Linked DNA regions of Homo sapiens: region 2 is linked to region 1. Evidence: read pairs that join two places in POLR2A ChIA-PET (ENCODE). Cell type or tissue: HepG2. All regions are shown on one strand. Links, peaks and the distances in the headings refer to the core of each region. The heading gives the core; the rest is flanking DNA. Region 1 overlaps UPF1 (UPF1 RNA helicase and ATPase). Region 2 overlaps CRTC1 (CREB regulated transcription coactivator 1).

Evidence for each region. ChIA-PET counts read pairs that join two places held together with the same protein. Peaks named below come from ENCODE experiments on the same cell type or tissue, not always from the same donor. Only the 100,000 strongest peaks of a DNase experiment are listed, where the experiment ranks them.
Region 2: POLR2A ChIA-PET joins it to region 1 with 9 read pairs; 5 of 35 experiments call an interaction of 5 or more read pairs at or near these places.

What each region holds. Positions count from the first base shown.
Region 1 is chr19:18,837,494-18,842,855 of GRCh38, forward strand. All of the region lies in intron 1 of UPF1 (UPF1 RNA helicase and ATPase), which reads left to right. Among named protein-coding and RNA genes, the nearest start is that of UPF1, 8.2 kb to the left of the region's middle. In HepG2, for the core only: a CTCF peak has its summit at 2,287 (motif pointing right); DNase peaks (open chromatin) are centred at 2,278 and 3,218; H3K4me3 peaks cover 1,336 bases.
Region 2 is chr19:18,738,343-18,743,704 of GRCh38, forward strand. It overlaps CRTC1 (CREB regulated transcription coactivator 1), which reads left to right. Exons shown (of 14, transcript NM_015321.3): 2 at 4,568-4,684. Among named protein-coding and RNA genes, the nearest start is that of COMP, 50 kb to the right of the region's middle. In HepG2, for the core only: no CTCF peak of the experiment used is centred there; DNase peaks (open chromatin) are centred at 2,239 and 3,599.

The DNA.
Region 1 (5,362 bases), core at 54-5,053:
GAACCCCAAACCGGAAGCAGCCCCAGTGGCCATCAGCAGATGAATGGGTAAACAAAGCAGTGTGTACATCCAGTGGGAAAAATGTGTGCCTATTGGTTTGAGTTGCTTTTCTTAGCTCACCTGAAAGTATGAGGTCTGTGGGTAGGTACAGACCTTTTAGGCAGCAACACGCATGTTTTTGTGCAGGTGCTCTGGGTGACCTTGTAGATAGATGCTGCTTGGTACTGGTCCCACTTTGTTCCTTCATCCTCAGGTCAGGTCTGCACTGCCTGTTCCGTCTCCACTCCTGGTAGCCTGTGGGAGTCACAGCTGAATAGTCATCTCGTACTGGGATTTTACTCTGAGTGCATGAGTTGTTTCCCTAGGAAAAACATGCTGTCTTTCTGGATCGTAAGGGACAACTAGCTAAAGCTCCTAGCCGACCTGTCGTCCAGCCCTCACTCTCCTCCTGCCAGACTTCTCTGTATTGCCTCCACTTCTCTGAGTGTGTAAACCTGGGCTCACTTTTCCTTTTGAAGTGGTAAAATACTCAGGATAGAAAGTTGCTACTTTGTCTTCAAAGCCATTGTCCTGACCTATCCTTGACTGTCCAGGTGAACACACCATCTTCTGCTGAGCCCTGAGATTATGACCAAGGCGGGGTGAGTTCCATACAGTCTTGGGTTCCGAAAAGTGGTGAGTTTAAAATCTGCACATGTAGCTGGGCACGATGGCCCATGCCTGTAATCCCAGTACTTTGGGAGGCTGAGGCAGGCAGATCATTTGAGCTCAGGAGTTTGAGACCAGCCTGGGCAAAATGTCCATGATCGCACCACTGCACTCCAGCCTGGGTGACAGAGTGAGACCTTGTCTTAATAAAAAGAAGAAAATCCAGGCCGGGCTTGGTGGCTCACGCCTGTAATCTCAGCACTTTGAGAGGCAGAGGCAGGTGAATCACCGGAGGTCAGGAGTTCCAGACCAGCTTGACCAACATGGAGAAATCCTGTCTCTACTAAAAATACAAAATTAGCTGGGTATAGTGGCACATGCCTGTAATCCCAGTTACTTGGGAGGCTGAGGCAGGAGAATCGCTTGAACCCGGGAGGTGGAGGTTGCGGTGAGCTGAGATTGTGCCATTGCACTCCAGCCTGGGCAACAAGAGCAAAACTCCATCTTAAAAAAAAAAAATGCTCATGACTTCATTTTGGCTTTTTGAATCCTCTGGTAGCCCAGGTGTGGTTTTAGGGTGCCAGAACATTGGAGATAAGATGCCGTTTACCTGGAGGAGTGTTGGCAAGTGTTTGGTCAGCACTTACCCCTTAGTAGACTTACTGAGTGTGTTTTCAAATTGTTAGGAGTTTCCCAGTGATTATGTGAAAGTGACCTGAGCTGACACTTTACAGTTAGTGGTGAATACACGAAACAATTTCTATTTTTATCACAATTAATTACCCGGATTCAGGATGACGGGGTGGGGGATTATGACTAATACTATACCAGGACTAACTAAAAAAAGAGTTCCCTCTCAGCCTAGCTACCACCACCACAAAAGCTTACCACCATCAGCTACCACCACATTTCTCTCATTGCTTGATTGAAGTCTGATGACCTACCAGGGAACCCCCTTCTTTTCTTTTTAGACGGAGTCTCGCACTGTCGCCCAGGCTGGAGTGCAGTGGCGCGATCTTGGCTCACTACAACCTCTGCCTCCCGGGTTTAAGTGATTTTCCTGCCTCAGCCTCCCGAGTAGCTGGGATTACAGGTGCGCACCACCATGCCCAACTAATTTTTTTGTATTTTTAGTAGAGACGGGGTTTCACCATGTTGGCCAGGCTGGTCTGGAGCTCCTGACCTCAGGTGATCTGCCCACCTTGGCCTTCCAAGGTGCTGAGATTACAGGCATGAGCCACCACACCTGGCCCCTTTAAGTATAGAACTTAGTGCTGTTTTAGTAAATTTACGGAATTGGGCAGCCACCACAGCAGTGCCTTGCTGTCTCTGATTTCTCTTTCGCTCCTTTCCGCTCCCTCCCCACCACCCCTTGTCAGACCCTGTGCTCATGCCCAAGGTCACCCGTTAGGGAGGTGTGTCCACCGCCTCAGACTGAGCCCTGCCCTGGGGAGGTCAGAAACATGGCCAAGCCCTGGCCCCATGCTCCCCCGCCTTTAAGCCCCGTGTCTGTTAACTTTTGCACCCTCTGCGAGCTGCTGGGCAACCTCTTCAGCCTGGCCCTGGACTTCAGCCATCCCCTGCTGTTTTCTTACTTCCTGGCCTTGCTGTGCTTGTGGGACTGAGGGCAGTGAGGCCAGCAGAGGGAGAGTGAAGCCTTTGACCCCCGCGGTTGCACTGTTAGAAGACAGCACATGCCGCCTGGCCAGGGTGCTGTGAGGGCCCCAGGAGTAGGAGTGGGCTCCCCTGCTAAGGGAAAGCCTGTGGGAATGGCGCCTCTGGAGTTGTTCAGAAGCTGTACCTGCCAGGCAGAGGGGTGGGCACAGCACTTTGCCTAGAAGGAGGGAGGGTGGATGTGGGGCCAGTGGGGCCAGGGCAGGGGCTGGGCTGTGTCCTGGAGCCTTTAGGAGCTGCTGGGGTGCCTTGACCAAGGCTGGGAGGAGGGCTCTGAGATGGCAGTGGCGGGGGTTAGGGGAGGGGCTGTGGTGTTGGAGGTTGGGCATTGTGGCCCAGGTTGGACCCCGAATGGATGGAGGGGCCACAGGGCAGTGGAGACGGAGGACACCGGGATCAGGGCTGTGTGTGTACATGTGTGTATGCATGAGTAAGTGTGTAAGTGTGTGTGCCTGTGGGAACTGCCAGGGTACCGGCTGCCCCCTCCCAGTCCTCACAGGGAGCCACAGACTTAAAAAGCAGCTCCAGCTCCTGCCTGTGGTCTCATCAGGGTCCATAATTCCCCAGGCTGAGCCGGGGCTCTCTCCGCTGGGGAGGCACCGTCCTGAGGGCCTTGTGAGAGGGAGAGGCCTCCCCAGAGCGGCTGCAAGGAAGCTAAAGGGCACATGCTGGGCAGCAGCTCACAACTGAGGGGCAGTTTGTGCTTGTCATGGTGGTGAGAGTGCTTTCATGGTGGTCGGGATAGTCTAGCTTGGCAGAGAAGGGCCGTGACACCCAGCTGTGCTCTGTGGCATTCAGGGCCGAGGGGCCTGGCTGGAGGGGCTGGTGGGAGGAGTGGGTCCGGGCCCTGGCACCAGTGCTGTTCGGGGCTCCGGAGGGTTCATGGCCTTGAGCTCTCCTTGCTGGAGCACATACCTATGAGAGCAAAGTTCTGCTTTCTCTGATACATGGAGGGCTGCTGGGTCCTGGAGTCTGGTGGCTGGCAGCAGGTCCTTGTGCCTTTTTCTGTGTTGGTCGAATAGCAGCTTAAGAGCCGGGTAACCCAGCCGGGCTTCTCAGGTCCCGTGGGCCTTTGCCAGGATGGTGTCTAGATGTGTAAAGGTGGCTCGTTGGGCTCTAGAGAGCCCTTGTGACAGTGAGCATGGCATCTTCCTGAAGCATCAGCTCCTTGCAGAGCGAGTGCAGGCTCCTGGCGGCCCTGGGAGAGGGGGTTGCAGATCCCAGGCAGAGGTGTTTGGTCAGAGCTGCGCTGCCTGCACCGTCCTCACCTCTTTTTCAGTACGGGGATCCATGCGCATAGCTTGCAGCCCTGCTGCATCCTCCGTGTAGAAACGTCTACGATGAATTCTCTAACATACAAGAGCTGGTGAGCCCTGTGCCTCCGTCTCCCTGATGAGACAGTTGTGAAGGTTTTCTTCTCCCTGTTTTCTTTTTTTTTCTTCACTGGTGTGTGTTTTTAAAGCAAGTCTTTTGTGTCCTTTCACCTTTGTGTCTGAGGTGGAGCCCTGTGAATTGGCGATACTCAGCCATTTTGACCTGCAGTATGTAGTATGCATTTCTAGAAGCAGAAAAGGGCGCCTGTCCTGAATAGCTGCAGCGCCGTTATCACACAAGCAGCGTCAACAATGGCTTTTCACGATTGTCCGATATGTAGGGACAGTTGGCCTCTCTCCACAGCAGATTCTTTACTGGGATCCTGGAGGTCCGCTGTTGAGATGATGGCTGTCTCTGGGCCCTGCGTTCCGAGCGGCCTCTCCCGCTGCTTTTCATCTCGCCAAGCTGCAGTCTGGCCTGGGTTGTTGTCCTGTGAGGTGTGCACCTTCTGGACTGAACCCCTCATTGTCACACTTCAGCTTCTTGCTGAAGGTGTGGAGTGGATTTCATCTCAGGCTGTGGGCTCCAGGGAGAGTGGCTGATCCCCGGGCTGGGAAGGCAGGGGCGGCCTGAGGTGAGCTGGGGATGCCTTGCACACTCGGCCCGTTGAAATGAACCTCACGCGGACTCTAGCACACCTGGCTGGAACAAGGGTCTGCCGGTCCACACAGGTGCCATTGGTGAGAGGGGAGGCGAGAGGCCCTTTCTCTTTGGGAAGAACGAATGTGAGCCTAGGCAACATATTGAAAAATTAAAAAACTTTCTAGGCATTGTGCACACCTGTAGTCTCAGCTACTTGGGACGCTGAGGCAAGAGGATCTCTTTTAAGTTCAGGAGTTTGAGGATGCAGTGAGCTATGATTCTACCACTGCACTCCAGCCTGGGTGGCAGAGCAAGACCCTGTCTCAAAAAAATAAAGGAATGGAGAGCCTGGGGACCGCTGTGTCGGGTGGTGGGACTATGTGAAAGATGGTCAACTCCTAGCAGTTTCACGTGGTTCAAACTAATAGATTAAAGGTGGCTAAAGAGACATCACAAATCACGTGCAGTCATTAACTGGGACTTGGATTCTTAAAAACCTGTAAAAGACGTTATGAAGACATTGGGGTGATGGGTGAATGTGTATTAACCAACAGTGTGGCAGGCTGGGTGCGCTCATGAGCCAGCTGTTTTGTGGGGATGTGGAGAAAGCCCTCCCCTGGGGCCGGCCACTCTGAAATGGGTCAGGAAGAGATAAGTGTGTGAGAGCAAGGGGAGTCGGAGTGCAGGGGGATGTGATGGAGAGTGTCCAGCTGGAGGGGTGTGGGGGTCGGATTTCTGTAGCTTTGGAATTTTTCAAAATAAGAGGAAATATCAGGGCAGAATCCTTCCAGTTTGGGGGCCAGACCTCCTGGCAACCCTCTGCCTTGAGAGGGCTCAGAGACCCTGCAGCTTCTTGGCAGTCATCACTCTGAGGGTGTGGTGAACTTCCTATTCCCTCCCCTTTTTTTCCTTTACAATTTTTTTAATTAAAAAAAATTTGGGGGGGTGCTGGGTGCAGTGGCTCACACCTGTAATCCCAGCATTTTGGGAGGCCAAGGTGGGTGGATCACCTGAGGTTGGGAGTTCGAGACCAGCCAGACCAACATGGAGAAACCCTGTCTCTACTAAAAATAGGCGTGGTGGC
Region 2 (5,362 bases), core at 148-5,147, 99 kb before region 1:
GAAGTAAAAACTATAAAAAGAAAAAAAATTATACTTGGATTTTTGGCCGCATGAGGGTCAGCTCCCCAATCCCCGTGTTGTCTCAGGGTCAACTGTAGTTGGAAATAGGGCCTCCAGATGAGACCGTCCTGGATTAGGGTGGGCCTTTCTCTTTAATTGTAAGAGAAAGGAGAGCTGAGCCAGGCCCAGTGGCTCACTCCTGTAATCCCAGCACTTTGGGAGGCTGAGGCAGGCGGATCACCTGAGGTCAGGGGTCTGAGACCAGCCTGGCCAACATGGCGAAACCCCATCTCTACTAAAAATACAAAAATTGTCTGAGTGTGGTGGCACGCCTGTAATTCCAGCTACTCAGGAGGCTGAGGCAGGAGAATCGCTTGAACCCAGGAGGTAGAGGTTGCAGTGAGCCGAGATCGCGCCATTACACTCCAGCTTGGGCAACAAGAGGGAGACTCCGTCTCAAAACAACAACAACAACAACAACAAAGCCAGAGGCTGGTGCGATTGTGACTTGGGGGGCTGCTTCTTGAGCAGGGGTGTTGGGGATGCCCCTCTAAGGAGGGGCCGTCAGGCCTTGCATGAGGGGTCAGTGGGGAAAGGACAAGCTGGGGGCACTTTGGGGCTTGGGCGGCTGGAGGGAGTGAGGCTGGGGAGGCTGGAGGCAAAGCCCACCCACCCTCAGCAGGGCCCTCCAAATCGCCAGTGGGGTCCACTCTCACAGCCAGGCAGCCAGGACCAGATGCCCATCTATCTGGCCCACAGGCCATGAGTGAGGGGCGCCCTGGGAGCTGCAGTTTTCCCGACTCCTACCGGACGCCTTCTCCAGGCCTCAGCTGTTTCACCTGTCGCCCCGCTTGTTGACAGCCATGGGGATGGTGTGGAGATGGGACACCTGAGTCCCAGGTCAGCCCCGAGCCTCTGTGTAGGGCAGGCTGGAGCTGCTGTGGCATCCCAGGAGCTCCCTCCAGAGCTAGCCGCTGGCTCCAAGTGAGGGTTACACCTTGAGGTGGCTTGTGTTGCCTGGGCCAGCTGAGGAAGGGGGTGGCCAAGCTGCCGCCTGAGGCCTCCTGGGTTTTAATCTTAAGTGCTTGTACAGCCTCCAGACGGGCCTGTCACCTGGCTTGTGAAGTCAGCTGTGGAGGAGGTGCAGCAGCGTCCATTCATTCATTCATTCACCCCCTCACATCTTTGTTCACTTGTGGATTCCGCCGGCAGGCGCTGCTGAGCAGCGGGTCCTGGGCTGGCTGCTGGGTTCACGGAGCTCGTCCTCAGGGTCTCAGTGGTTTGGGGAGCACAGCATGGTGGGGGGCAGGGGACTGTGATGTGGCGATGAGAAAAGCTGTGATGTTGCCTGCAGTGCAGTGACATCTGGCCGTTCTTCCAGCTGAGGCCAGAGGTCTGTGGGGGCAGAGCCCAAGCTGGCGTCCCACCACCCTGAGACCCCAGAGAAAGGAGGACCCTGCTCCCAGGGGTTCCAGCCAGGCTGGGGAGGAAAGTCAGCTCCTGCAGACTCAGGAGTCTCCGTGCCCACCCTCTGGCTAGAAAATTCACTGGAAGGACTCCCCAGAAGCCGTTTTGTTCATGCTTATGGTTTATTGCAGCGAAAGGACACATTAAAATTACCCAAGGGAGGCTGGGTGTGGTGGCTCACACCTGTAACCCCAGCATTTTCGGAGGCTGAGGCGGGCGAATCTCTTGAGGTCAGGGGTTCAAGACCAGCCTGGCCAACGTGGTGAAACTCCGTCTCTACTAAAAATACAAAAATTAGCTGGGTGTGGTGTTGCATACCTGTAATCCCAGCTACTCAGGAAGCTGAGGTGAGAGAATCGCTTGAACCCTGGAAGTGGAGGTTGCAGTAAGCCGAGATAGTGCCACTGCACTCCAGCCTGGATGACAGAGCTAGACTCCATCTTAAAAAAAAAAAAAATCACCCAAGGGAAGAGGCAGATGGGCAGGGTCCAGGAGAAACCAGGCCAGAACCTCCAGTCAGCCCCTCATGTGAACAGTGCGTAATTCTCCCAGCATGGAGCACTGCCAGCCGCAGAAGCTCCCCTGGCCTGCATGTCCAGGGTCTGTACTGGGGGCTGGTCCTGTAGACGTGGCTGACCACCCTCATGGCCAACCTGTCTCTAGTCCCTCCAGATGTCAAGCTGATGTGCCCAAACTCCCACCCTAAAACCACAGTGTGAGCAGACTCTGCCATAGCCCAAGGCCTCAGGCACACAATGACACTCTTATCAGGCAGGATATTCTCCTGCAGGTCACCTCCCAGGAGCTGGGGACAAAGGTCAGACCTCTCTTGGGGCCAGCTTAACCCTTTTGCTGTACAACTCCTCATGCAAAACCAAGAATGAGCATGGGGTTCCCCAAAAGAAGAGCAGAGGCCAGGCGCGGTGACTCATTCCTGTAATCCCAACACTTTGGGAGGCCGAGGCGGGTGGATCACTTGAGGTCAGGAGTTTGAGACCAGCCTGAGCAACATGGTGAAAAACTCTGTCTCTACTAGAAATACAAAAAAAAAAATTAGCCAGGCATGGTGCCTGTAGTCTCAGCTAGTTCGGAGGCTGAGGCAGGAGAATCACTTGAGCCTGGGAGATGGAGGTTGTAGTGAGCCAAGATGGCGCCACTGCACTCCAGCCTGGGCAACAGAGCGAGACTCCATCTCAAAAAAACAAACAAACAACAACAACAACAAAAAAGAAAAGCAGAGTCCCCACTCAGTGTCCACTCCTGGCCCAGGGGCTGTGCTCCGAAGCCTGAGTGCCTCCAGCAAAGTGGACAGGAGCTGGGAATTGTGGGCAAGGTTTGGACAGAGATGGGGCTTGGGAACCATGAGAGTTCTGTGTGTCCCCAGTCCTGTAGATTGTCCCCGCATCCCAGGTTTCCTGTGGCCCGGGGACATAGTGTAAACAAAGCTGCTTCAGGGAGTTCTTGCCCCTGATGTCTGGCCTCCTGGGAGCTGGCAGCTCAGCCCGTGTAGAAAGCACATGTGGCATGAGTACCTGCTGTGTCACACGTCGTGTGTCCCTCTCACACCCGCCTGTAGCACTCACTCTAGGTCGGGGACACAGGTCCAGGAGGGGTCACAGCCTTTAGGGCCATATAGTCAGTGAGAGGTGAATGTAGCACAGGTTTCTGTCATGCTACTTGGACACAGAAGAGGGTGGAGAAAGTCACGGGAGGCCACAGGCGACCTATGCCCAGGTAGGTGTGGGGTGGGAGCTGTAGGACCCCCACCCTACACCCCCTCCCTCTGCCACAGCCCGGAGCTGGCCTGTTTCATCTGGTGTGACTGCTGGGAGGGACACTGTGGATGTTCATTGTGTATGTGTCTGGCCAGCGGCCACCAAGGGCTCCCAGCACAGACCCTGGGCCTCACCCCCAGGCCCTCGAGAGCCACCCAATAACACACAAGGTTAATCTTACCATCGGCTCCACTTCAGCTCACAGGAAACAGCTGTTTACCTGGGCGAGGTGCTCAGCCGGGCAGGTGGCCAGTTCCCGGGCTTTACTTCCGCCTCCGGTGTCCAGGGCCCCCTAGGAAGCTGGGGCGGTGGGGCAGCCAGCTCTCCACGCACTGCCAGGAGCTGTTTGTAAGGAACGAGTCGGCCTTGTTGTGTACACAGTGTCCACCCTAGCAACCGCCCCTGCCGGGCCAGAGTGGACAACCACCCCTCCTTCCTGCCTGCCCAGCCCCACCTCTCCTCACGGTGGCTGCCTCCCCCAGTTGCATGGCAGGCATCATGGACCAGCATCCCCAAGGGCCTCGGGTCGTGCCACATGGGTCAGGGGCCTCTGTTACTGGCAAATCAGCATCAGCCACATGAAGGGGAGGAGGCCAGCTTCCAGCCCTGTTCAGAGTCAGCGTGACCCATCAGGGAGCTCCTGGCCCCTGGTTCTGTGCCCCGATGCCATCAGGGAGTGGGAAGCAGGGATGCAGCTGAGATGAAGGCGCTCAGCTGGGCCCAGCCCCCAAGAGGCTGGGAAGGACCATGAGGAAGGAACATGGGGCTCAGGACCCTCTAGAACTCAAGCTGGGTCTGGGGGACTGACTTGGCTGCCCTGGCTCTGTGTGGGCTGCCGTCGGGATCACAAGTCCCACGCTTTGAAGGCCATCACCACGCTTCTGAGACAGCTTCCTCCGATTCAGGCCAGTGGGAAGCCGCCTGGCCTGCCAAGTCACAGCCTCTGGCCGTGATAAGAAATGGCTCCCCTGGGCTGGTGAGGGGCCTCCTTGGCAGGCTGCAGGCCCGCCAGTGCCTCTCTTGCCCATTCACTGACTGACCGAATCAGCAGCAAGGCAGCCAGCTCCCCAGGTTCACGGTCATGGGTTTCTGCATGGTGCATTGCCCCGCCTGGGGAGCCGTCCCGGCACCTCGGGTTTCTGATTCTGCCATTTTTGGTGGAGGGACACCTGGTTTCCTTAAGCATCTGGGTCATGAGGTCCTGCAAACTTCTGCACTTAGGCTGTCAATCCCACCACTTGGGTCTTTTTGTGCCTTTGGGGCTGGCACTCTGAGGTGAGCCTGGGAGGTGACCCCTCCCGCAGCTGCTGGCTTCTCTCTCGCAGCTCCAGCTCCAGAAATCCCAGTACCTGCAACTGGGCCCCAGCCGAGGCCAGTACTATGGCGGGTCCCTGCCCAACGTGAACCAGATCGGGAGTGGCACCATGGACCTGCCCTTCCAGGTGAGTGCCCCGCCCCCTGGCCCTGCCCCATTGTGGGGAGCTTCCCCCAGCCTCCCACTGGGGGCCAGACATTGAGGACAGCTGGGGTTATCAGACAGTTGGCGGAGCCCACCCAACCACTGCCTTCTCCTTGTCTGCCCTGGGAACCAGAGGAAGCAGAGTGGCCCCACCAGGGTGCCCCCGCAGCCCATTCCCCATCAGCAGACCCCGAGGCGAGCCCTCCATCTGGCCTCCAGCATTTCGGCAGCCGCTACACCTGTTGGCCGGCTGTGCGGCAGCGGGAACCGCTCGGGGCCACTGGGGCTTGGCTCTGTCCTGCCTCACTAATCCGCAAGCCCAGCAATTCTCAGAAGGAGGCCCGGCGGCCTGACCCCACTTGTCTGCAAACGTTTCTTGGCAGAGGCCCACACAGCGCGGCTCCCGCAGGCCGCACAGCCGCCGTGCACAGCCTTATCGTAAACAGGAGATAAGGCCCACAGCGGCCCTCTTCCCTGTCCCTGGTCTGCGGGTGGAGATGGGGATGGGGTGGGGCCGAGGGAGCTGGCCTATGAATCAGGGCCACCCCCAGGACGGTGTCTGGGCTCTGCATGGACAGGTCCCCCTGGGGGGGGGTCACACCTACTCTGTGGCTGAGAAAACCACCTCGGACACAGCCATGGCCACTGACAGGCCAGATGG